Linked DNA regions of Homo sapiens: region 1 is linked to region 2. Evidence: chromatin loops called from intact Hi-C (ENCODE). Cell type or tissue: HCT116. All regions are shown on one strand. Links, peaks and the distances in the headings refer to the core of each region. The heading gives the core; the rest is flanking DNA. Region 1 overlaps ERBB4 (erb-b2 receptor tyrosine kinase 4). Region 2 overlaps ERBB4 (erb-b2 receptor tyrosine kinase 4).

Region 1 (12,133 bases), core at 2,311-10,310, 370 kb before region 2:
TCATTACAGTCCAACAAGAGGCAACTGATATGATTCCTTAAATAATAAAATGATGACGATGATAAGGCAAATTATCTGACTCATCAAACCAAAAATAATAAATACTAGTGCTTTATATTATGTTAATAAAAATTAATGTTCATAAAAATTGCTAGTTAAAGCAATATTTTCATTTACTATGTTATTAAAGTGCTTGTGAGAATCAGATGAGAAATATATGGCAAAAATCAATGGTGTCTTTGGCAGAATAAATAAATGTAATCTATATTAAACAACACAAACCTGAGCACAGTGGCTCATACCTGTAATCCCAGCACTTTGGGAGGCCAAGATGGGAGGACTGCTTGACACCAGGAGTTCAAGAACAACCTGGGTAACAGAGTGAGACCCCCCCCCATTTGTAAAAAAAAAATAAATAAATAAAACTTAGCCAGGAATGGTGGCATGCTTCTGTAGTCCCAGGTACTCAGGAGGCTGAGGTGGGAGGATCCCTTGAGCCTAGGAGTTCGAGGCTGCAGTGAACTATGATCATGCCACTGCACTCCACCTTGGGCAACAGAGGGAGACCCAGTCCCTTAAAAAAATGACACAAAGTATTCTATGTGCACCTACCCAGTGATTTGAAAGAGTTAATATATTTTTAAATTCAGGTTTAGCATCCCACGTCCAAAAATTTGAAATCTGAACTTTCTGAGCACCAATGTGACATTCAAAGGAAATGGTCATTGCAGCATTTCAGATTTCAAACCTTCAGCTTAGGGATGCTCTACCAGTAAGTGTATATAATGCAAATATTTAAAAAAAACACACACACACCAAAAACCTAAAATCTGAAGCTCTGAAGTACTTCCAGCCCCAAGCATTTTGGTTAAGGAACACTAAACCTGTACCTCTTACAGCAAGAACTGATAGACTATTTGGTCTTAAAAATACAAATTGTTTTATTTATATATTTGCCCTGGGTTTCTCTTTTGTACAACAAACATAATTGGCAGATTAGGTAAACTGTGCCCTTGTAGTATAATATTATGGATTTTTAAATTGGAGTTACATTAGTTAGAAAATGAAATTTTGCTGAATTAGCCACTTTAAAAAGGGTTGAATGACTCTTTCCCCCAGCACACTTACTGTCTTTCATATATACACACATATATTTTTCAAATTTTAAAAAATTGCTATAGTGCATAGTCATTGTGGTAAAATATTATTCTTATTTTTTCCTCTTAATAGTACAGTATTCAGTAATATGAAGATTTTCAGGTATACAGCCTAATGCACAACAGCGAGAAGGATGAAAGTATTATAAAATGTTGAACTCTCTTCTACCTCCTTTGATGGTCTAAATAATATGGATAGATGCATAAGTAGATGTGTTTGCACATGTGTATAAAGGTGGATTAAGATATAACACTATACCCGTGAAATAATGTAATGTAGAATGAATTACTCCTTACTCGGCTCTTAGGTGACATCTGAATGTTTTGAAAAAGTTAGACTTTCTCAGAGAGTATCTCTCACACTATAACAAAGTATTTACAGTATATCTGTTATTTAAATCTTAAACTGTAAGAGTGGTTTGTATAACTAGCCATCTAGAATGACTCTTGTGAAATCAGACCTTTACAACATGTCCCTTATCCTCTTTTAATGCATAAACACTGCACATCCTGAATATTCACAATATTTCAGAGAGATCTTAGTGCTTTGTGAAAGCAGGTTAGGAAGTTTTCCCATCAGTGGCATGCTGTCTTTTTTCCTATGCCATGCTTTTGCTATACATAAACAAAATTACGGATTCGTGGGGAATGGTGTCAGGAGCTCTTCTGAGACAACACTGGCTGCCTGGATATTACTGCCCTGAGGGGGTTTGTTCAAATGATTGTGATCCCACGGTAGAGCAGATTGAGCCAGTCTAACCTGGCAAGTGGGAGTAGGTGTGGGGAAAACAGCACAGCATAGTCATAGCAAAATGTTCATTGCCACTTACAGGATTGCAATTTTAAATAACACTATTCGAGTTGTTTGTTTCCTCTGTGGTGTGATCAGTGTGTCAGATTCAACATAGCTGTCCGCATTTTAACTTAATCTTCATTCCTTTGGTTTTGTTATTTAGTGAGTGGGCTGGTATGAAATTAGGCACTGGGTTGGTAAATAAAATAATGAGCAAATACGTTTGGACTGAGGAATTGTTATAAAATGTATTTATTTGTTTTTAGTTAGAGGCCATAATATTTTAAGTAGGATTTAAAATTGTATGTTATTTATATGGTCTTCTAGGAATATACATATTGATAATCAACTAATTTTTTTTTTAAATTTTACAGTCATGTGTGGCATAATAACAGTCAATGACTGACCACCTCTACCACAGCGGTCTCCTGAGATTATAATACTGAATTTTTACTGTGCCTTTTCTGTGTTTAGTTAGATACATTTAGGTACACAAATACCATTGTATTACAATTGCCTACAGTATTCAGTACAGTAACATACTATACAGGTGTGCAGGCTAGGAGTGATAGGTTATACCAGATAGCCTATGTGTGTAGTAGGCTACACCATGTGGACTTGTGTAAATACACTCTGTGATGTTCCCACAGTGACCAAAATGCCTAACGATACATTTTTCAGAACATATCCCCTTCATTAACTGGCATATGACTTTACTTAACTACTTAACTAACTTTTTAACGGCAACCCAAAAATTAGGCATGAAATGATTAATTTATCTCAACCTCTGCACAAATGCCAAGAACAGAGTGGTTTAGACCCTTGTTTTCCAAGTGTGTTCTGCTAACCAGCTGCATGGGCAAAACCTGAAATCTAGTTAGAAATGCAAAAGTATGGGCCCCACTCCAGACTACGGAATCAGAACCTACATTTTAACAAGATCTTAAGTGATTCCTATGAACATGAAATTCTGAGAAGAACTGGTTTTGATGAAGAAGAGAAGCAAATTTACTTATTATAGGTTTTTTTAATGTAATGGAAAAAGTAATGAGAAAACTGATAAGATCAAGAAAAATGCACCAAAATGTAGTCATATAATAACTACCTGAGATGTTCACTCAATTTTCATTTACTTCAGCATTATTAAATATTTAATTTTTATTTGTAGTTACAGCTTCAATCCCATCTCACTTTTATTGCTTTGTTAAATTCATATACAAAATAAGAGGGTTACCAGGAAATTTGTAACAACTTTTAATTGAACATGTTAGTCAAGGAGCCCCAGAACGATTACAGATTATGTGGTATCACTTTGGCGACTGCTACTCATGATGTTTATTCACATTTAATAGAATAAATCTACAGACATTTGATTCTAAGAAAAGTAAGCTAATGAAGCATGTAATATATAACTGACGACTTTTCTCAATGTAAACATAGGATGTAGATGTCAAACTGTCATGAATATTAGAAGAAATGCAAATGATGTTATGCAAATTTTCCCACAAGATGCTCACTCATTGTAATGTATCTTTTGATTATGTGTCTGAGCATCTAATGTCTGTAGATGATACTCTAAAGATATGTGTCACTTTTCAACTTTTAATTTTTACAATACATATGTCTGCATTGGAATAGAAGCTTCTGCCATCACACCTACATGTGTAAGTGATAGCATCTGTGACTCTATATGCTATCTTCTCTCTTTTTATTATAGATGACCTGTCTGTCTAAAAGTCTCATTATTCTTTCCTCTATGATCATCAGCATAAAAGGATGATATTTATCCAGTATTTTAAAAACTTTCTTTGGACCCCAATTTTTCCCCTGGCTACATCCTGATTTCTTTCCTTTCCAAGAAAAAACAAGTCTTAGAAGTCTAGCTGAATTTCACTATCTCTAATTTTGCTCCTCCATCTTTTCTTGAAATCACTCCAGTCAGCCAGTGGACCTTACCATTTTACTAAAATGACTCTTACCAAAGTCCAAAATGACCTTCATATGGCATGCTTACATTTTAGTTTTAGTCTTCGTTGATCTATCAGCAGCATTTGACACAGACGGTCATTCTCTTCTTTTTGAAACACTTTCTTAACATGGCTTTCATGACACCAAAATTCCTCCTACCTTTCTGCTCTTCTTAATCTCTTTCATTCATTTGTGTTTACCTCCTCTACCTCTAAATGTTGGAGTTCCCCACAGGGATTAATTCTAGGATACCTTTTTTCTATCTACAGTCATATCCATCGTCGTGATTTATTTAATGCTGTATATAAATGACCCCTCAAATTTATATGTCATCGCAGTAAATTGCAAATAGATTCTTTTAGTTGCTTAAGTCAGACACCTGGAACGTATCTTTGACCTTTTCTCATCACTGCCCTTATCCACATGCCAAACATTTTGAGGTTCTACTTTAAAAATATATCTAGAATCCAACCACATTTCAACACCTCCATTGTCATTACCCTTGTAAAAGCTACCCTTCTCACTTGCTTGGATTTTTGCAGTGGCTTTCTGTCTAGTCTTGTTTTTACCCTTGTGATCCATTGTCAGTATAAAAGCTAGAGTGCTAAAATGTAAATCAGACCATGGCACTCCTCTGGTTAGTGGTTAACTTCCCATGGCTTCCTATATCTTTTTGACTAACAGCCAGCAATGGATCTTCAAATAACTACATGGTCTGACCACCTGTCACCTTTCTAAATTCATTTCCTACCATTTCACCCTTGCTTGCTTTTCTTCTGAAGTATTAACCTTTTTTTTAAAAAATACCTAAAATATATTGGGCACACCCCTACCTCAGGATATCTGCATTTGCTATTCCTTTTGCCTGTATAGTTTTCTGTCATATGTCTGCATGGCTTCCTCTCTCACTTTCTTCATCTAGTTTCCCAAAAGTCCTCCAATCAAAACTTGTAAGTTCCTGAAAGCTACTGATCCTCATTTTTGCTTTTTATTTTTTCCTTATTCCTTACTACTGTCAAAAGCATGTTATGTTTTACCTATCGTGTCTGTTTTCTCTTCTCACTACGATATGAGGTACTTGAGGACAGGGATTATGTTTTTAGTTTATTCCCTGCTGTTTTTCAAGTGCCTAGAATGATGCCTGCTGCATATTAAATATGAATAAATGTTTATCAAATAAATGAATAAATAAATGAATGTATACATGCTGGATGCTTTTAACTTCTTAGACTAATATGGCAGTTTTCAATAAGCTTCTAATAAGAGCATTTTTGTAAATAAAAAGCAAACTGTATATATAATTCTTCCTAATAGAAATTTTGTGTCTTACTGGAATTCAGGATGTAAAGACATTTTAGATTGAGTCAAGTATATCCTCAATAGAATAACAAGTTTTCAACTCAGAAAATTTGAAATAATTTTGTACCCATCAACTTGAAGCTTAGTTGCTATTGCCAGCCCTAGACTATTTGATAAACAAACTAACTCCATAATTGTGTGCCAGAGTTTTAAAACTTCCCCTTGTTGCAAAATCTCTCAGTCAATATCAGAAATTCACACCACTATTTATTTGTGAAAATCTTTTTAAAAATAACTGTGTTAGTAGTATTTAATTTTGACAAATGGAAATAAGAAAACAGGGGAGCAGGGCTTTTCCTCTTTTACTTTTTACCCTTGTGAACTGATAGCATGGTTTTTTTTCACCATAATCTTATTTATTTATTTATTTTTGACTAAAAACAGAAAACAACAGGGCTCTGTGTGGTCTGCCTAGAACGTGAAGGGAAGATGTTTGAATTCATTCATTCAAAAATTGTTTGTCTAACATGGAAGAATAAGTGAATGCATGAATTTAGATTGAATGTTATTGGAATATTATCAATTCAGATGGTATCATTTTACATTTGTCTGATGTTTCCTGTTATTAATCCTGTGTCCCAAATTTAAAATATAATTTCATTACTCAATGAAGTTAAATATCTCGCAATCTCATTTATCTAGAACAGAGTATAAATGAGGAAGCAAATAAGGAGGTTCCTGAGCAGCCAAAACTACCATAAAAAGTCATTGAGAGAAATTTCAAACACCTTATACTTGTAACAGTTGTCTTAGTGCTAATTTACAGATTTGCTCACAATTACATAAGGTTGGAAACTCCACACCCAGTTGGAAGTGTAAATTAATAGATGTTTAAGGAGATTATCTTTCATAGGTAAAAACATTCACAGCTGAGACAAATGTCAGCAGGTAGCAATGAATGAAATAGAAACCCATAACAAATATAATTGTGAGACATGAAAATAAAAAGAAAACTAAAGCTTAGAGACATTACAGCTGATACAACAAAGGAGGAAACATCTAAAGTATTTTTCTTAAAAGTAGTGATGTTGAAAGAATTAAGCCCCAATAAATTTAATTAGTTATTGTATGAACAGAAGTTAGATTTAGGTTCAATGATTAAATTGATAATGGTATGCATATTTATCTTGCAATACATATACACGGTATCAGGTGGGTATCTACAACTCAAACCTTTACATCGTGCAACTGATTTTGGTTCCCTTGCCAATTGCATATAAGCTCTTTGACATTGTCAAGCTTCTTTACTATATTCATATACATAAGTCAGTATTTGATTTGCCATAAATAAGAAAAAATGTCGGCTGATTTCTTTTCATATGCAGTGTTTCTGAGGTCAGCTTGTATATTGGTTGACAAGCATAATACAATGTTTGCTTCCTATTAGTTTGTGGCTTAACCCATAAATGAGAAATCCTAGAATTTTACAAATATAGAGAAAGCTGTTAAGTTGTGAAGTTCTTGTTGTTTAATGCCCAGGTGGGGGCAGCAGCTTTCAGCAGCTCAGTAACTTTTCTCTGTTTAAAACATCCTTGTTTTAATTCTATGGTGTTTTTAATAAACTTTTCTCCCTTGCAATGTCGTCAGTTTAGTTTATTGCCTTACTGTTCTCCCACTAAAATGACATGAAGCTAAAAAGATAGACAAAAACTGCTTGCTTTTCCCTCTAGCTAATTGTATGTTTCAACCTATCTTTTCTATATCATGAATGATATTTTTCCTTTTGATTGTCACAATATCTTTTACTATATAAATTTAATTATCTAGAGTCTTCCTACATTTTAAATTTCATTCCATTCTCCATTATTATATAAAAACATACACACATATACATACATATATATGTATGAATAAATAATACAGTTTACACAATTTCCTTAGTCATATGTGGGAGATTTGTACCTTCCTTGCTTTTCTGAGCAGGAAATCAAAGCCCACCAATATTTTGATGATTATCAGGAATACAGTGAATTTACCTAATTACTATGCTTCATCGCAAACAATAAGCCAAGTCAGTGAGTGCTAATAGCAAGTTGAATGAAGGTCTGTTGCTGGTCTAGTTCCTGTTAAAATAACCCCAAATATAAATTAGAAACGATATAATTACATTGTAGAAATCAGGCATTTGACTATGTAATGGAATACCCCACTCCCAAAATTATATGCATAGTCCATTTTACTTTGAAGAAAAAGATAAATATGACCAAAAGATTCAGGAGAAAATAGAAATGTATTTAATAGGTGGCTTCAGATACTATAGCTCCTGTTGGTGAGCAAAAAGAAACTCAGTCATCTAAGGATGTTTACTAAGAATCATGTATCAATAAACCTGTTTTTTTTTTCCTAAGAATCAGCAGCAGTCAGCCAATCTAAAGCTGAAATAGTTGACATTTTGAGCAACCGTTTAGTACTAATCTAGCTAATTTTGATGACAATGCTGAGTACCTGTACCTTTCTACATATATCTTACTTATTTTTCTCACATCTTAAATTTTCTCTTAACGTGGCGGATTAAATTTGTGGTGACCTAGGTAGGATAACTCCAAGATTGTAGTCTGGACTTGGGAAAACTTCTTAATTTGAGGCAGCATAGGTAGATGCCTTTGTTAAAGTATATCACAGTTAAGAATCATATACAGCATGGCCATTATATTGATGTGAGACCAAGTTTTATCATTGACAGTATAGAACTCAGCCGTTTATTATAGCCATGCCATAAACCAAGTATATACTCTTTCTAGACAAGAACACTTACCTGTTGTCAGAGGACACAAAAAGTTGTGTTTAGCAAAGCCCAAATTAAGGAAAAGGCATATTAGGTGCATATAAAGCTCTACCACATGGAACCTTAAAATGATCATGTATGTAAACGCAAAAATTTGGCATAGGCTCAAAAAGTCTTCAAGTAAATTCTTTAATTTTGATGATTATGAAGGCACTAAACACATATTTCTTTCATTAAATTGTTGATCTATATTTTAAATTATTTTAATTATTAATTTTATTGATTTTTTAATCACAAAAGTAAAAACAAAATTCAAGCCATGCAGAAGTGTATACTATAAACATTTTAAATTAACATCTCCAGTATTTCTTAAACTCAAACCACAATGATAATCACTGTAGATAATTTGCTTTAAAACACCATTAATTTTTATTTATTTTTTATTTTTGAGATGAGGCCTAACTCTGTCACTCAGGCTGGTGTGCAGTGGTGTGATCTCGGCTCACTGCGGCCTCTGCTTCCCAGGTTCAAGTGATTCTCATGTCTCAGCCTCCTTAGTAGCTGGGATTACAGGCTCCCGCCAACATGCCCAGCTAATTTTTGTATTTTCAGCAGAGATGGGGTTTCACCATGTTGCCCAGGCAGGTCTCAAACTCCTGACCTCAAGCGATCTGTCTGCCTCGGCCTCCCAGAGTGCTGAGATTACAAGCATGAGCCACCGCTCCCGGCCTAATACACCATTATTTCTAAAGTACTATGATAAAATATTAAATGAGAAAACAAACTAGTTTTTTGGTTTTAATTGCTTTCTAGACAAGCAAATTTTTGAATGTATGTTGAAGGCTCCTGCAAGTAGATACATCAAATATTTTCAACCAATTCTAATAATTTTACCACACAAACTTATATTTCTAAATAAAAATATGCTGGAAATCATGACAACATTAATTAGAAATTTTCAGCCACAGATCTCTTAACCCCAAATATCAGGGGGAAAACTTTAGAAATAGTTTTGAAATATTAATAGTTTACTCATAAAGCAGTAATTTTTTTTGAAAAGGGAACACAAATAACATTCCACTAGAGGTAATAGATGAGGGCATAAAGGTGCAATTCTAAATGTTTTCTACAGAAGAATTATATCTACTTAGATGCTTTAGTTCAGGTCCCAATCATAGGTTGTGGTAAATATCAGATACTAATTGGAAGATACAATAAGGCATCCATATCTCTTCAGAATTTAAATGAACAGCAATGACACAATAATTCTCTATTTTGCCTTTTCTCAAACTATCACTTTATTTTGCCTTCTCTTGGTAAATAATTTTATTTCCTATAATTTATTGATACTAAAATTATTTAAGTATTTGGTTATCAATTTAATCAACATGATTTTTGAATGACTCACATTTTCAGAGATTTGAACCAGAAAGAACTTGTAAATCATCTAATCCTATAGGTTTCTTTCAGTTGAGGAAACTGAGACATAAGGCATTCCCAAAAACACTGAATGAAATTCAGGAAATAACTTAGATGGTAAATACTGGGAGAACTTACTGTGCACCTGAAGAAATTTAGTCACATAGGAAGTAAAGAAGCTGTGCTGCTGTCTATATTTACACTAAAGATTTCCTTCCCTGGTGCCTTTCTTCCTATTATTTTTTTCTCTTCTTGAGTACTTATTCCTCAGCATCACGTTTCTAATTCCCTTCAAGACAGAGCTGGAATATTACTTTCTTCATAAGGCCCTTTCTGGTTCTAGAGCTGTCAATTATTTCTCATCTTCTGCACACCACTTATTTTTAAGCTACATCTTTCATGACATCTCTTTCTAACTTGTATTTTGTGTATATTCTTGCACTAACTTGTAAGCTACTTGATTACATCATATTCATTTTCTCATCTCCTGCAAACTCAACAGAGCTTTTTCATTTAATTATATTCAATACATATTTGTTGAATAAATAAATGGAATGCAATGTTGATTTCCGTTATTAAAATGTAGATAACATGCTAGTTATTTTTTGAGAAGGAATAGTACACTCAGTGAATAGATTTTACCTCATGCACATTTATTAGTCATGTGGCCGTATTCAAGCTGCTTAAAATGAAATATTAATCCAATTAATTCAAGCTTTTAAAACAAAGCAATTTACAGTTCTCATCTTTGCTGAAAGTCTTATTAGCATAAATTAATTCCTTTAAGTTAAATTTATTTGACTGTTGCATTGGAGATACACGTGAACTGTCATTTCCATATTCAGAGCATGGGATTAAGAGAAGGACCCAGAGAGGTCAGTTAATCTACATTTACAGAGCTCTTGGAGACAGCACATATCTAAGCCGGCTCCCATAGAGGATCATCTATTTGCTTTTAAAGACTCTCCTGAGGTTTTCAAAGGAACACTGGCAGATGCAAAGCCTGTTGACTCAGGATGCCTACATCCTTTGAAAATTACACCCCCCACAACATTTAACTTAGCCATAGAAATCATTTAAAATACATTATCCCTGAATTTTTCTCCCATCTCCCTTTTGTAAATAGTGAGAAGGAAAGGGGAGTATCTCAGAGAGCACAAGAAAAAGAGCAAAGGGCTCTTTTGGGATTTTTCTCTTTCCTTGACAAGCCGCTGTAAGCAAGGTGAGGGCCAGGTTATAAGATTGGCAGCACAATCCAGATTTCTCTCTGGATAGGAACATTGACAGTTGTTTTCTAAACTCTTGGAAACAGCAGTTGATATCAGGCCTTCGTGACATTCTCAGGATGTTTTTCCATAATGGGAAAATCATTTGTGATTCTGTGATATAATTTCACCTTTTACAGTAGAATTAAACCTTCTCTACAGTTTCATCCCAGTGTTGGCAAGAAGATTTCACTGACAATATGAATAATATTAACGTCAATATCTGATATAACCTTTTGTTATTAATAATATATGACAACCACATAGAGAACTGTTTGAGTTACTCACTTACCATTATAGGAGGATAGCTTCCATTCGATTATCAAAATTATTTTTCAAAACTATTCAAGCATAAGGAAAATTTTCATGAGATAGTAACAGGAAATGTAGAAAACCAGTTTATATATTCAATGTGATCAATATTTTACAAAGCTTTTGGCACATATACATCCACATTCAAAATACACCCAAAAAATACTCTGACCTAATACTAGTCAGGAGGAGGATTTATAAAATACTTTTTTTTTCAACTCTTTTTACAGATGTTTTCAAATTTTCTATGATAAGTGTGTGTTTCCTTAATAATCAGGAAAATGTTACTTTGAAAAGATAATATACACACTGTTTTTAAAGCACAGTTTTACTGAAATAATTTATAGACTTCTGAGAGTTTTTTTATGGTTCTACAATAAAATAACTGTGATTCAAATCCTGGCTCTGCACTTGTATAACATTGGAAAACTCCCTTAACATCTATAAAAGGGAGATGATAGTAACCCAACTTCATTGGGTTGTTGTGAGGATTAAATGAGGAAATACATGTAAATCACTTGTAAGAATGTGTGTCTGGCACGTGGTAAGTGCTTAATTAATGTCAGCTAGAACATATTAATTATTATAGAGGAAGGAAACAAGGCACATATTTAGAAAGTGGGATGAGATCATTGGGATTCTCTGGCAAGGTTTTGGAAGAATTGAAAGTTAAACCAGACTGTAGAAGATAGATAAAATCTGAAAAGATATTTTCTTTGCTTTGGTGCAAGGTGAGAGGAATGGCAAATCATGAGGGAAATGATAAAGTTTGAGAAAGGGAAAGTTTATGGGTCAAATAAAACATATGGTGAAATAGAAGGTTTAGAGAAATATATTTTCTCCTAGACGTCTCTCTTTATATAAGTGCTCGAAAATATAAACAGGTTAAGATGGGCATGGTTGTTGTAAAGCAGAAATTACTTTCTCAATGCCCATTCCCCAACTTTTTAACATTTTTAGTTAATTCTGATCTCAAATTCTGCCTTGCAGAGTTTTTCAAAGGCAAGATCACAGTTGTATGTCTTGTCAGAATGCTCCTGTCATGACCCGTGAATTTCATTTTGTGTCAAATTCTAGAGTAAAACTAACAGTCTTTTGGCTAGACTTCCTCCGTGTTGCCTTTGGAAGTCAGGGG
Region 2 (12,133 bases), core at 2,676-10,675:
TTTTTAGTTAGAAATTATAGAATTCACATATAAGTACTTTTTTAAGTTTTATCCTTCTTTCATTTTTATTTCAATGAATATTTTTTGAGTGCCTTCCATGTACCATGCATTATTCTTGCTGATGAGAATACAGTAGTAAACAGAAGTGAACCAAATTTATGTTCTTCTGGAACACTTTAGTGGGAAGATAGGCATAAAAGCTATGAAAAATGTCAACAGGGGATTAGTTAATGGTTGGATGGAGTTTGCAATTTTAAATAGGATGGTCAGGGAAAATCTGACTAAAGGTTAATAATGTGAATTAAGATCTGAATAAAAAGCAAGTTAGAGAACTCAGCAGATACCTGTGATGAGTGTATCTAAGACAGAGAAAACAGAAACTGTATATGCCCAAGAAGATATCATCTAAAAAGAACTTATTGCTCTTTGCAATAAAATTTGAAGCATTTTTTTACCTCTTTCTCTCTATGCTTTATATAATTTGAATTGGTAAAAATATTTGACGTATAGAAAATTTATTAACAGAATTTAATTCTCCACATTGTTAGATTCTTTCAACTAGCATATAACTTGGTCTATGATTTTAACTTTCTCTAAATACTGAGAGTTATATTTCATATAGTAAAGTACCAACATGAAACTTAAAGACTAATTTCATTAAGAAACATTCTTAAACTGATATTGCTTCCCTTAATAAGGGTGATAGAAGATGATGAAATGCATTTTAGATTAAAAAAATCGGCCAGGCACGGTGGCTCACATCTGTAATCTCAGCATTTGGGAGGCCAAGGCGGGCAGATTACCTGAGGTCAGTAGTTCAAGACCAGCCTGGACAACCTGGTGAAACCGCGTCTCTACTAAAAGTACAGAAAATTAGCTGGTTGTGGTGGTAGTGGGTGACTCTAATCCCAGTTACTCAGCAGGCTGAGATAGGAGAATTGCTTGAACCCAGGAGATTGAGGTTGCAGTGAGCCGAGATCATGCCAGTATACTCCAGCCTGGGTGACAGAGTGAGAGCCTGTCTTAAAAAAGAAAAAAAAAAATTATAGCAGTTGTTTCTCTATTTTCTCTACAGATCTTCCATTATTCTTTTTCTTTATTCTTTCTTTAATAGGTTACAATTTCAAAATATATTTTCTTTACTATCACTATAGATCCAGCTTTTCTGGGTAAAGCTTTAGAGATTCATTTATTGACTTTCTTTCAGGCCTAGGAGAAGAAATGTTAACCTTTTGGCCTCTCTCTATTATAAAACATGAGTTTCATTTTTTATACACTTGTCATAACAAATTATAATTTGTGGTAGGGCTTCCTTGGAAGATTATGGCCATATTGAAATTGAAGAGATGTTTATGGCCTTATTACCTTTGAAAAAGTTTTAATTTTAAATATCAATTCAACAAAAAAGCCAAACATACAGTAATCATTTTAAAAAATATTAGAGATAATTCAATACATTTTAAAAATTATATATCCAACCCATTACCCACAATGATATTTGTAAAGTAGAATCAATTTTCCTTATTTCAGGTTTCCAGACATAAATATCTATTTTTATTTTTCAGAAAAAAAGAGAATAGAGTAATACTATTGTTGACTCTAATTTTATTATAATTATGTTTAGAATTTTTGGAATTTGCTCAACATAGCCAAAAAAAGAAGTGAAATACAATGTTATGGTTAATTTTTTCAACTTAACCCAATTGGAAAATTCCAGTCTTCACTATAACATGTTTAGATATTAGCTGCTAATATCTATCACAAGAGTGAGTTGATGAAATTGGACAGATGGGGGTTGTTACCTCAGATGATGCTCTAGACAAGCAAGTGTCACAGACAGAGGATAATGAAATGCTATAAATATGATACATGTGGGAAATGGGCACCTTTAGAAAATTTTGGTTAGGTGACATGTTTTAACATCTAGGGGTTCCTTATGGGTAGGATGGCCCTTTAGGAGAAGGCTCTGTGTTGACAGTGTGGATTTAGGGTTCAGGAACTTAGCTTGAACAAAAGAACAAAACCTAGGGAATTCATATATGATGATAGAGGGAAAAATAAAAGTAAGACATTACTTTTCTGCCGTTTCCGTGGTACATTTTCATAGTCAGGGTTTCAGGAAAGTTTGGTAGGAGAACTGGATGTTGGAGAGACAACTAGACGTGCCATGTTTCAGAGTCCAGGGTAGCTATTTCAATATTAAAACTAGAGAAAGAAGAGGAATTGGTGAGTAGGAAAAAATAACTGGATTAAGGTCTTAGAAATAAGCTGAAACAAGAAGAATGAAAACAGAAGAGATAAACAGGAAGGTAACAGGAATCATGTATCCAGAGTGTGTTGCTATTAGATGCAGGTGTTTAAACGTAATAGAGCAAAATGGATCTGAGAAACTTAGAATAGGCTAGTCTCTAACATGGAGCAATTATGTTTATATTGTACTGTTTCAGAAGCCAGAACTTAGGTTCATTTATAAGAAGACATATTTTAGTTCCAATAGAGAAGTAATTTTCTCTATTTCATATTATATAAAATTTGAATTAGTGGCCTCACCGGGGAGTGAGTCAGTCCCTCATGGATAGAATTATGTAAATAGGCTGAATTATCACCATTGAGTTTTTCTATAATGCATACAAGGCACAAAGAAATTATTTCTCAAAATCTTCCAACTTTTCAAAGAGTAACGTATTTTATTTTATTTTTTATTTTCGAGACTGAGTCTTGCTCTATCGCCCAGGCTGGAGTGCAGTGGCACGAACTTGCCTCACTACAACCTCCACCTCCTGGGTTCAAGCGATTCTCTTGCCTCAGCCTCTGCCTCCCAAGTACCTGGGATTATAGGTGCCCACGACAACGCCAGGATAATTTTTGTATTTTTAGTGGAGACAGGGTTTCTTTCACCAACCGTGTTGGCCAGGCTGGTCTAGAACTCCTGACCTCAAGCAATCTTCACGCCTCGGCCTCCCAAAGTGCTGGGATTACAGGTGTGAGCCACCGTGACTGGCCAAGAGTAATGTATTTTGTTTTAATTTTATTTTTATTATTATTATTTTTTATTATACTTTAAGTTTTAGGGTACATGTGCACAACGTGCAGGTTTGTTACATATGTATACATGTGCCATGTTGGTGTGCTGCACCCATTAACTTGTCATTTACATTAGGTATATCTCCTAATGCTATCCCTCCCCGCTCCACCCACCCCACAACAGGGCCCGGTGTGTGATGTTCCCCTTCCTGTGTCTATGTGTTCTCATTGTTCAGTTCCCACCTAGGAGTGAGAACACGCGGTGTTTGGTTTTTTGTCCTTGCGATAGTTTGCTGAGAATGATGGTTTCCAGCTTCATCCATGTCCCTACAAAGGACATTAACTCAGCATTTTTTATGGCTGCATAGTATTCCATGGTATATATGTGCCACATTTTCTTAATCTGGTCTATCATTGTTGGACATCTGAGTTGGTCTTTGCTATTGTGAATAATGCCACAATAAACATACGTGTGCATGTGTCTTTATAGCAGCATGATTTATCATCCTTTGGGTATATACCCAGTAAAGGGAGAAGGTAGAAAGTGTCTGATCAGTAGATATTAGAACCCAACACAGATACAAGGAGATAGGTAATAGATATGGATTGAGTGAAGTGAAGATAAATTACATGAAGATTAACTTGATGTTGATTCCAAGTCTTCTGTCAGTCTCTTCAATTGTTAGAACTGGTACCACAGTGTAGCAATTATAAGCCTGACCTGGAGCCAGGTGGCTATACTTAAACAATTTTAAGAACTTCAGATTCTCAACCTTATTAGCTTGACAAAATTTTAATAATGATACATTTTTAGTAAGATGATAATATTGCTGTGTTAGCATTAAGGTATCATTTATTTCAAAATAATTTAAATATTCAGAACATTGCTGTGCCTCTCGTGTTTTTATGTGAATAATTTTATTATCTATTTTTGCAAAGAAATGAGAACAAACCTCACTATAGAGAAACCATATTTTAGTAATTGACAAGCAGTCATATTTATATTTATTATATTTATCTATTGAGCTATCTCTATATATGAGGGGACTTTTAAAAGTTCATCAGAAAATTGATTTAAAAGATAAAAATAAAAAATGTAAACTTTCATTCTCAGCATAAGCTCCATCAAATCCAAGACACATTTATAAACAATGATACCAGCCATTTAGTCCAGCCCTAAAGAACCGAGGGTCCTGGGAACTTAACCATGTCAATGCAGTCTCTTTCACATTATTAACTGGAGAATAATGACTACTCTTATTTTTTTATTATTTTTTTTAAGATTAGGAAACAAGTAAAAATGAGAAGGAGCTGAATCAGGATTGTAAGCTAGATGCCTAATGATTTCCCATCATAACTTTCAGAAAATTGTCCTTGTTTGATAAAGGGAATGAGCAGGGGTGTTGTTGTGGTGCAGAAGGACTTTCCCGTGAAGGTTTTCTGGATATTTTTCTGCTAAAGATTTGGTTAACTTTCTCAGAAACACTCTAATAGTAAGCCGATGTTATCTTTCTTTGGTCCTCCAGAAAGTCGAGAAATAAAATGCCTTGAGCATCCCCCCAAAAAGACTGCCACTGAAGCTGCTTCGTTGTCTGGGATAATATCCAAGGTTCGTTGTCTCATGGCTACAAATATCAAGGGCGCAGACACACAAAGAGTGAGCTTAACAGTGGAAGTTTAATAGACAAAAGAAGGAGAATAGCTCTCTGCTACAGAGAGGGGTCCCAGAAAAATGAGTTGCTGATTTCGTGGTGAAATGCAAGAGGTTTTATAGATGAGCTAGTGGAGGGGCGGTATCTGATCTACATAGGGTCCGAAAAACTGGTTAGACCAGTTGCGTCATTTGCATGGGGCACAAATCTCAGCCCCCCCGACCCCCACCCCAATCTTTTATTATGCAGGCAGGTTCTCTGACTGAGCTGCTCCATGTTGCCCATTTCTTTCTTGTCATACATGTGCTAACAAAAAAAGGGAAGATGGAGCTTCCATGGCAGACATACCTGGCCCTCAGGTAGTCCTTCTCTATTGGCGCAGCTGCCAGCATTCCCCCGTGCAAGCTTCAAGCTTGCTTATCGATGTTTGCGGCTCAGTATTTCAGGCTGCTCTTTGTTAGCAAAAAAATAATTTCTTGGACTGCTTTTTGTTAAAAGGGAAACTGCCGATGACTCTTTTGCCCTCACTATCTGCCTAAATAATTTATTTCTACCGCCTGTATCACCATGACCTTTGCTCTTGACCAGTCTGCTTTTGCTTTGGCCGAGACCACTTCCACTTCTACTTCTTGGTAGCCATTGCTTTTATGTGCTTTGTTTTTAGGATTGTAACGGTAATGCCATGTTTCACTTCTTTTTAAAATGCTTCGAAGACATTCTTTAGGCTCTTGGTCCTATTTGTTTAAAATTTCCATGGAAAGCTCTGGTCTTGTGTGCAGCTGATCTGAGTGCCATGGTCTTGGCACCCATTGAGTGGAAAGTTTGCTTAACTTTAATTTTCCAGTCAAAACTGAGTAAGCTCCACTAATTGAGATGTCTGTGGCATTGGATATTACTTGTGCCATTAAATTGTTGGTCCTCTTCAATTAGGGCACAAACAAGATGAATATTTTCCTTGAAAATTGATGTGGTTGGTCTGCCACTGCAGGTTTCATCTTCAATATTATCTTGTCCATTCTTAACATTCATTTGTAAACTGTTCATTTCTTTGGGACATTTTCCCCATGAACTTTTTGTAAAGCATCAATGATTTCACCGTAAATTTGAGGTGTATTTTTGCTTCAATTTTAGCAAGATTCATGTTGCTCTGATACAGGCTGTTTTCAAATGGATGTCTTAATGGTTCCTAGGGCCTCAGACTAGATCCTGTTCAGACATGTTATAACATGTTAGTATGGGTTTATTTTGGTGCAAATGTTTTTTGAAATCTGTGCATAGTTTTTTTCATGATACACATTTTTCACAAACTTTTTGAAGACCCCTTATGTATAGTCAAGTAAACAATTTGGTGTGAACATTTATTAGGCATCTACTGTGTATGCGCATGAGGGATAGACATAATAGGAGGATAAAAATATAGAGGAGACACTGTCATTGAAATATTTGGAGGTTCCCAGAGATGGAAGATATATACACACATTACTATAATGCGTACCACATAGTGGTAAATTCCCTAATAGATATTTTTAATGAATGGAAAAACAGAAGATCTAGCGTAAGACAAGGATTTTGTAGTGTAAGTAGCATTTTGAGCAAAACCTACTGTTAAAGAATGTTTGATAGGTAGAATTGGAAAGAGGTACATTCTAGAGACAGAAGAAAACAAAACACTGTCTTGGGTAAGAGAAGGAAGTTTGTATTTCAGAAAATATGAGGACATACCAAGGAGTATATAGCATATAGTTTTCAATAATATGTGAAAATTATTTTCACATATTAGTACTTATGAGACTATATGTTAAATAATAATTATGCTTTATTTATATATTTATTTTTGTTAATATATATTAATAATATATTGAGTTTAAATATATAACTTTCATACTTCTGGAATGCAGACTTCATTCTCTTACCCAAAACAGTGCATGTTTTGTTCTCTTCCTAGAATATATCTCTTTCCAATTATCCAAGATTATCTTCACATATTGGAACTTATAATATCATATGCTCCCCTTTTGTATGATTGATATTTCTTTGTGTAAATGTGCTATAATACACTTAACCAAACTCTCTGATGTACATTTAACTAGCTTCTAGTTTTTTACTATTATAAGTATGACTACTACACTGTTCCATTGTCAGCTACATTTTCCCTTTTATTTAATTAGGCTAAATCTTAAAAGGGCAGTCTCACCAAGAAAGATTCATACACATTAATCTTGGGTACAGATCCTATATTATCTTTCAAAAAGTTTTGTTAATTTATCCTCCTAACATAGTACATGAGAGTGCCTGTGTTGCCACACCCTGGCCAAACTGGCAATAACAACCATTTTGACATTTGCTAGTGTAATAGATGAAGACATAGGATATATTTATTTAAATTTGTATTTGATTATCAATGAGGTTAAACATCATTTTATTTGGTAATGTTCATTGCTTTCAATGGGAACTCCCTATTTATATATTTTGCCTGTTATTCTATATGGTATTCATCAATTTTCCTTATGGAATTATGAGCTCATAATCTTATTAATCTCTTAGCTATCATTAATGTTGCAAATATGTTTTTCTAGATTTGGGAAAAACAGGTTTTCACTAACCTGTTTTATGTTGTCTTTTTTTTTTATGCAGACATTTGTGATATTAAGTAGTCATTTTTGTCTAGGATTTTCTGTGTGAATTCTAGGGGAAAAGAATGTAGATAAGAATGCAGCATCTTCAACCAGATAGCTTGGGTTAAGATAGCCCCAGCATTTACCAACCATGACTTAATGTCTGTGTGCCTTTCATGTATTAGCTCCTTTCTCCTAGAGGGTTAGAGGACACACATAAATCAACACATGTAAAAGCACCTAGGAGAGTATCTGTTAAGAACTCAGTGAATGTTAGTCTTTCTTGTTATTATCATTTGTGCTAATTTTAAAAGACTTTCTCTAGTCAAAAATTATAGAATTATCCTGTGTTTTTCTCTAATGCAATTTTTGTTTTTTGTTTTTTTCTACTTAAAATTTTAATTTGCCTGTAATGCCAGCTACTCGGGAGGCTGAGGCAGGAGAATCACTTGAACCCAGGAGGCGGAGGTTGCAGTGAGCTGAGATTGCGCCACTGCACTCCAGTCTGGGCAACAAGAGGGAAACTCCATCTCAAGGAAAAAAAAAAAAACAAAACTTAATTTGTCTTAATTTTTTTTCCTAAAGTGGATAACTAATTTTCTCCATGCCATGTTTAAAATATTCATTATTTCTTGATTATTTTGATATTTATCCTGAAAACTGTAAATACCTACATGTATTATTAATGGAATTTTAACAATTAGACTTTTGATGTGATAAAAGAATGCTTTTGCTTTCAGCATATTTTTATGAAATTCATCACTATGCTAAAATCAAATACCTTTTATTACTTTTTCAATGAATACTATTGTATTTTCCATAATATCAATATATCATCCACAACTAATGACAAAGTTATCTCTTTCTTTCAAAAAGTTATTTTGTTATTTAAATTTTTTTTCTTTAGTTGTTTAGGCCTAAAGGACAATGGAAAATGGTTATAATGAGAGTGGCAACTTTTTTACTGATTCCTGACTCTAATGAGAACTGTTTTAAATTATAAGATAAATTTCGATGGAAGATTTTAATTTGTTTAGAAAAAGTTGTTTTAATTTCTACGGTGATACATTGTTTTTTGTTGTTGTTTGTTTGTTTGTTTTGAGATGGCGTCTCGCTCTGTTCCTCAGGCCGGAGGGCAGTGGCGTGATCTAGGCTCACTGCAACCTCTGCCTCCTGGGTTCAAGATATTCTGCTTCCTCAGCCTCCTGAATAGCTGGGATTACAGGCACCCACCACCATGCCACGCTAATTTTTGGATTTTTAGTAGAGACGAGGTTTTGCCATGTTGGCCAGGCTGGTCTCAAACACCTGACCTCAGGTGACCCGCCCGCCTCGGCCTCCCAAAGTGCTGGGATTACAGGCATGAACCACCTCGCCTGGCCTGATGCATTGTTACCGACATAAATTTAGTAAATTTGAAGACATACAATGTAAATAAAAATATTATCTATTATTTCTTAAACCCAAAATAATAAGTAGTTACATTTTGGTGAGTATATTCAGGTATTTATTTCCTATACAAATTGTTTTCATTTAAAAATGCAGAATCAGATTTTTCAATTTTGTAACATGACTGTATAGTAGCAAACATATTTTAATGTCTGGACTAATAGCAATATCCCTGAAATGGAAAAAAAAAAAGACATTTTAAAGAGGAAGGCGGCATAATCAGATACGTTCTCAGAAAAACCCCGAAAGTATGCTTGAATAATAGATTATAGTGAGAAAGAGTTGATAGAAAAACAGTGTTTATATAAAGTAAATCAATTTATATTAGGCTCAGCTATTAATGGCAAAACAGGCAATACATTAACTGTGGCTTAAATAAAAATATATTTCTTTCTCAAGTAAAAAAAGCATAATCTGGAGGTAGTGAGTTCAGAGCTGATCTGGCTTCCTGAATGTTATGACCCCACAGTTCTGTCTAATTGCTCATCCAACCTCAGCACATAAATTCTGCCATAGTCCAATAAGGCTACTCGAGCTTCAGCCACCACGTCATAATGCCAGCTGACAAGAAGCAAGAAGGGATAAAATACATATACCTTTTCTTAAATGTACTCGTCCTAAGAGTTGTACACACTGCCTCCACTTACGTCTTATTGTCCAAAATCATTCACTTATGACTACATTTAGCTAAAGAAAGGCTAATGCATATAGAAAGGAGAGGTTCCGTAATTAAGGAAGAAAGAACAAGTTATGAGCCTTTGCCTCAGTAGGCTTTTCAGTAGTTAAGATGTGGAATAGCAGTATTTGAACGGGAACAATGAAACCAGAAAGAAGAAAATAGATATAAAACTTTGTTAATTTTTTCATTTAATACTGTTTAATATTTAGGTTTTTAAAATATTTGTTTTGGCATGATAAAAAAACATTTTAAAAACTGATTACAATTTATATGAAGGAAAGTGGATCGATCTTCAGTGTAAAGCTTAATTTTTATATATGTATATACATTTAAACATTCAAAGTATTCCCGTTGCCTGCAGAAGATTCCCTCATGCCTCTTACCAGTCAATACCTGTCCCCTCAATAGCCAGAAATTATTAATAGTATTTAATTTCTATCCACATAAACACATTTTATGTGTTCTTGAACTTCACATGAATCCAATCATTACATATACCCTTTTATAACTGGTTTTTCTCACCGAACACACAGTCTCTATGATTTATCCAGAAAACAACACATTCATGAGGGAAAAGTATCTATTAATATTAACTAAAAAGAATAAACTTTAATTGCTCTATATAATCTGGTAAAATTTTGAAATAAACAAGGCTCCAGTATGAATACACATCGCATAATGGTGAAAGTGTAATTCTTCTCCTTCCTCTGTCTTGCCATTCTTTAAGTGGATGTGGTGTGATCAGGTGCATAACCATTTGTGAGATAGAGTTAGAGTAAAATTAAGAGTCTCTTTGACACATAAATCCAAAATACCTACTGACGTGTGCAAGGAAACACTCAGAATCAGCAAAATTGGTATTCTCTAAGTGTATACAATATTTTGGCAAAATGTGATGCTATTAATTTTTTGACTACTTTTCTTGATCAAAAATTGAATGTGTCACTGAAGTAAGTGAAGAGAGAAAGCCTTCTTATGACTGCTGAGTGCCTGTGTATTTGTCTATTTTAAAATTTATTTCAGAAGTACAGTCATGTGTTGCTTAATGGTGAGGACATGTTCTGGGGAATGTGTTGTTATGTGATTTCATTATCCTGTGAACATCATAGAGTGTATTTACACAAATCTAAATGGTATAGCCTCCTACACGTCTGGGCTATATGGTCTAGCCTGTTACTACAAACCAGTGCAGCATGCTACCATACTGAATACTGTAAGCAATTGTAACAAAATGTATGTGTGTATCTGAACATAGAAAAGGTACAGTAGAAAATATGGTATAAAATATTAAAAATGCTACACTTGTGTAGGACACCTTCCATGAATGGAGTTTGCTGGACTGGTGGTTGTTCTGGATAAGAAAATGAGTAAATGATGAGTCAATGTGAAGGCCTGTGACATTGCACTACTGTATACTTTATAAACACTGCACTTAGGCTACACTAAACTTATTTTAAAAATATAATAATTGTGCTGCAACATTGCTACAGCTATGACATCACTAGACACTAAACATTTTTCAGATCCATTAAAATCTTATGAGACCACCATCATATGTGCAGTCTGTCATTGACTGAAATTACATTGTGTAGTTCATGACTGTATTTGGGTACTTGTTTCTTCTTCTTCAAAATTTGCTCATTATTATTCTAAAAGGGCAAATAAAGGAATGCATCTAAGTGGGGAAAGTATGAGAAATAATTAAAATTACCAACAAAACAGGGAAAGCTAAAGACTCTTTGTAATCATCAAAGCATCGGATTATTCAGTTCTTTAAATTAAAGCAAGTGCTCAGCACTCTTAAATTTTCTAGGTAATTAAATGGCCTCTGTAGTTTGGCTATTTTGACTATAATCTTGCTGATTTGAATGGTATTTTATTAATGATATCTCAAGGGGAATTTGCAGTAGCTTGAAAATTAATGAAATATTAATAACCAACAACCAAAGAAATGCAGATATGTCTGCTTTGGAAAAAAAAAAACGTTATCTGCATGTTCCTTAGATTAAAAGCATTTTATTTGAGTTTGTTTTTTTTTTTTTTTTTTTTTTTTTGCATTTCTATTTGAAGCATGACAATACAAGCCTTAGCTTAAAGAGTGGGCATTTGGTAAGAAATACAGCGCACATATTGTGTGTCTTTGACAAACCTTTTGTGTAAAACATTATTTTGGCAATTTGATATATTTTAGCATTAACAAAAATGTTTTGTGCAGGAAAAATGTGATTTATATTTTTATTTAAATGTAATTCTGAAACCAAAGGGACATAGCTGAACTTCTTTCACTTCAAATGAAAAACAAATGCCTCATCTACAGAATGGAAGATGGCTAAACTGCTGAAGAGGAATCTCTGTTGCTGTATGGCATGGCATGAAATTAAGGAGCAGTGAAGAGTCAAGTTTACACTCACAATAGGAAAGAACTCCACCTGCCATAAGGTTATCACTCTAGTATGGAGAGAGCACTGGTCCCTGAAGGGATTTTGCAGATCAAGAGTGTTGAGAGTGGAGATACAGAGAAGATTCATGGTCAGATCCTAAATTTTACCTAATTTATCAAAGGAGATATTACCTTCACCCAGTCCTTTAAAATTCATTATTTGAAGACCTAGCATTAAATAATTACACAAGCAAATATGAAGACTTAATTTAAAAGTAAACAAAAAACTCTGGAAATAAGAATAGCTGATGATCAAGAGTAGATAGGGTAAGAC

Evidence for each region. Peaks named below come from ENCODE experiments on the same cell type or tissue, not always from the same donor. Only the 100,000 strongest peaks of a DNase experiment are listed, where the experiment ranks them.
Region 1: a loop joins it to region 2, with 2.4 times the contacts of the local background. A loop is called at or near these places in 6 of 110 quality-filtered maps.

What each region holds. Positions count from the first base shown.
Region 1 is chr2:212,244,281-212,256,413 of GRCh38, reverse strand. The region is part of intron 1 of ERBB4 (erb-b2 receptor tyrosine kinase 4); the gene reads left to right. Among named protein-coding and RNA genes, the nearest start is that of MIR548F2, 180 kb to the left of the region's middle. In HCT116, for the core only: a CTCF peak has its summit at 6,757 (motif pointing right); no DNase peak of the experiment used is centred there.
Region 2 is chr2:211,874,366-211,886,498 of GRCh38, reverse strand. The region is part of intron 3 of ERBB4 (erb-b2 receptor tyrosine kinase 4); the gene reads left to right. Among named protein-coding and RNA genes, the nearest start is that of MIR548F2, 550 kb to the left of the region's middle. In HCT116, for the core only: no CTCF peak of the experiment used is centred there; a DNase peak (open chromatin) is centred at 6,978.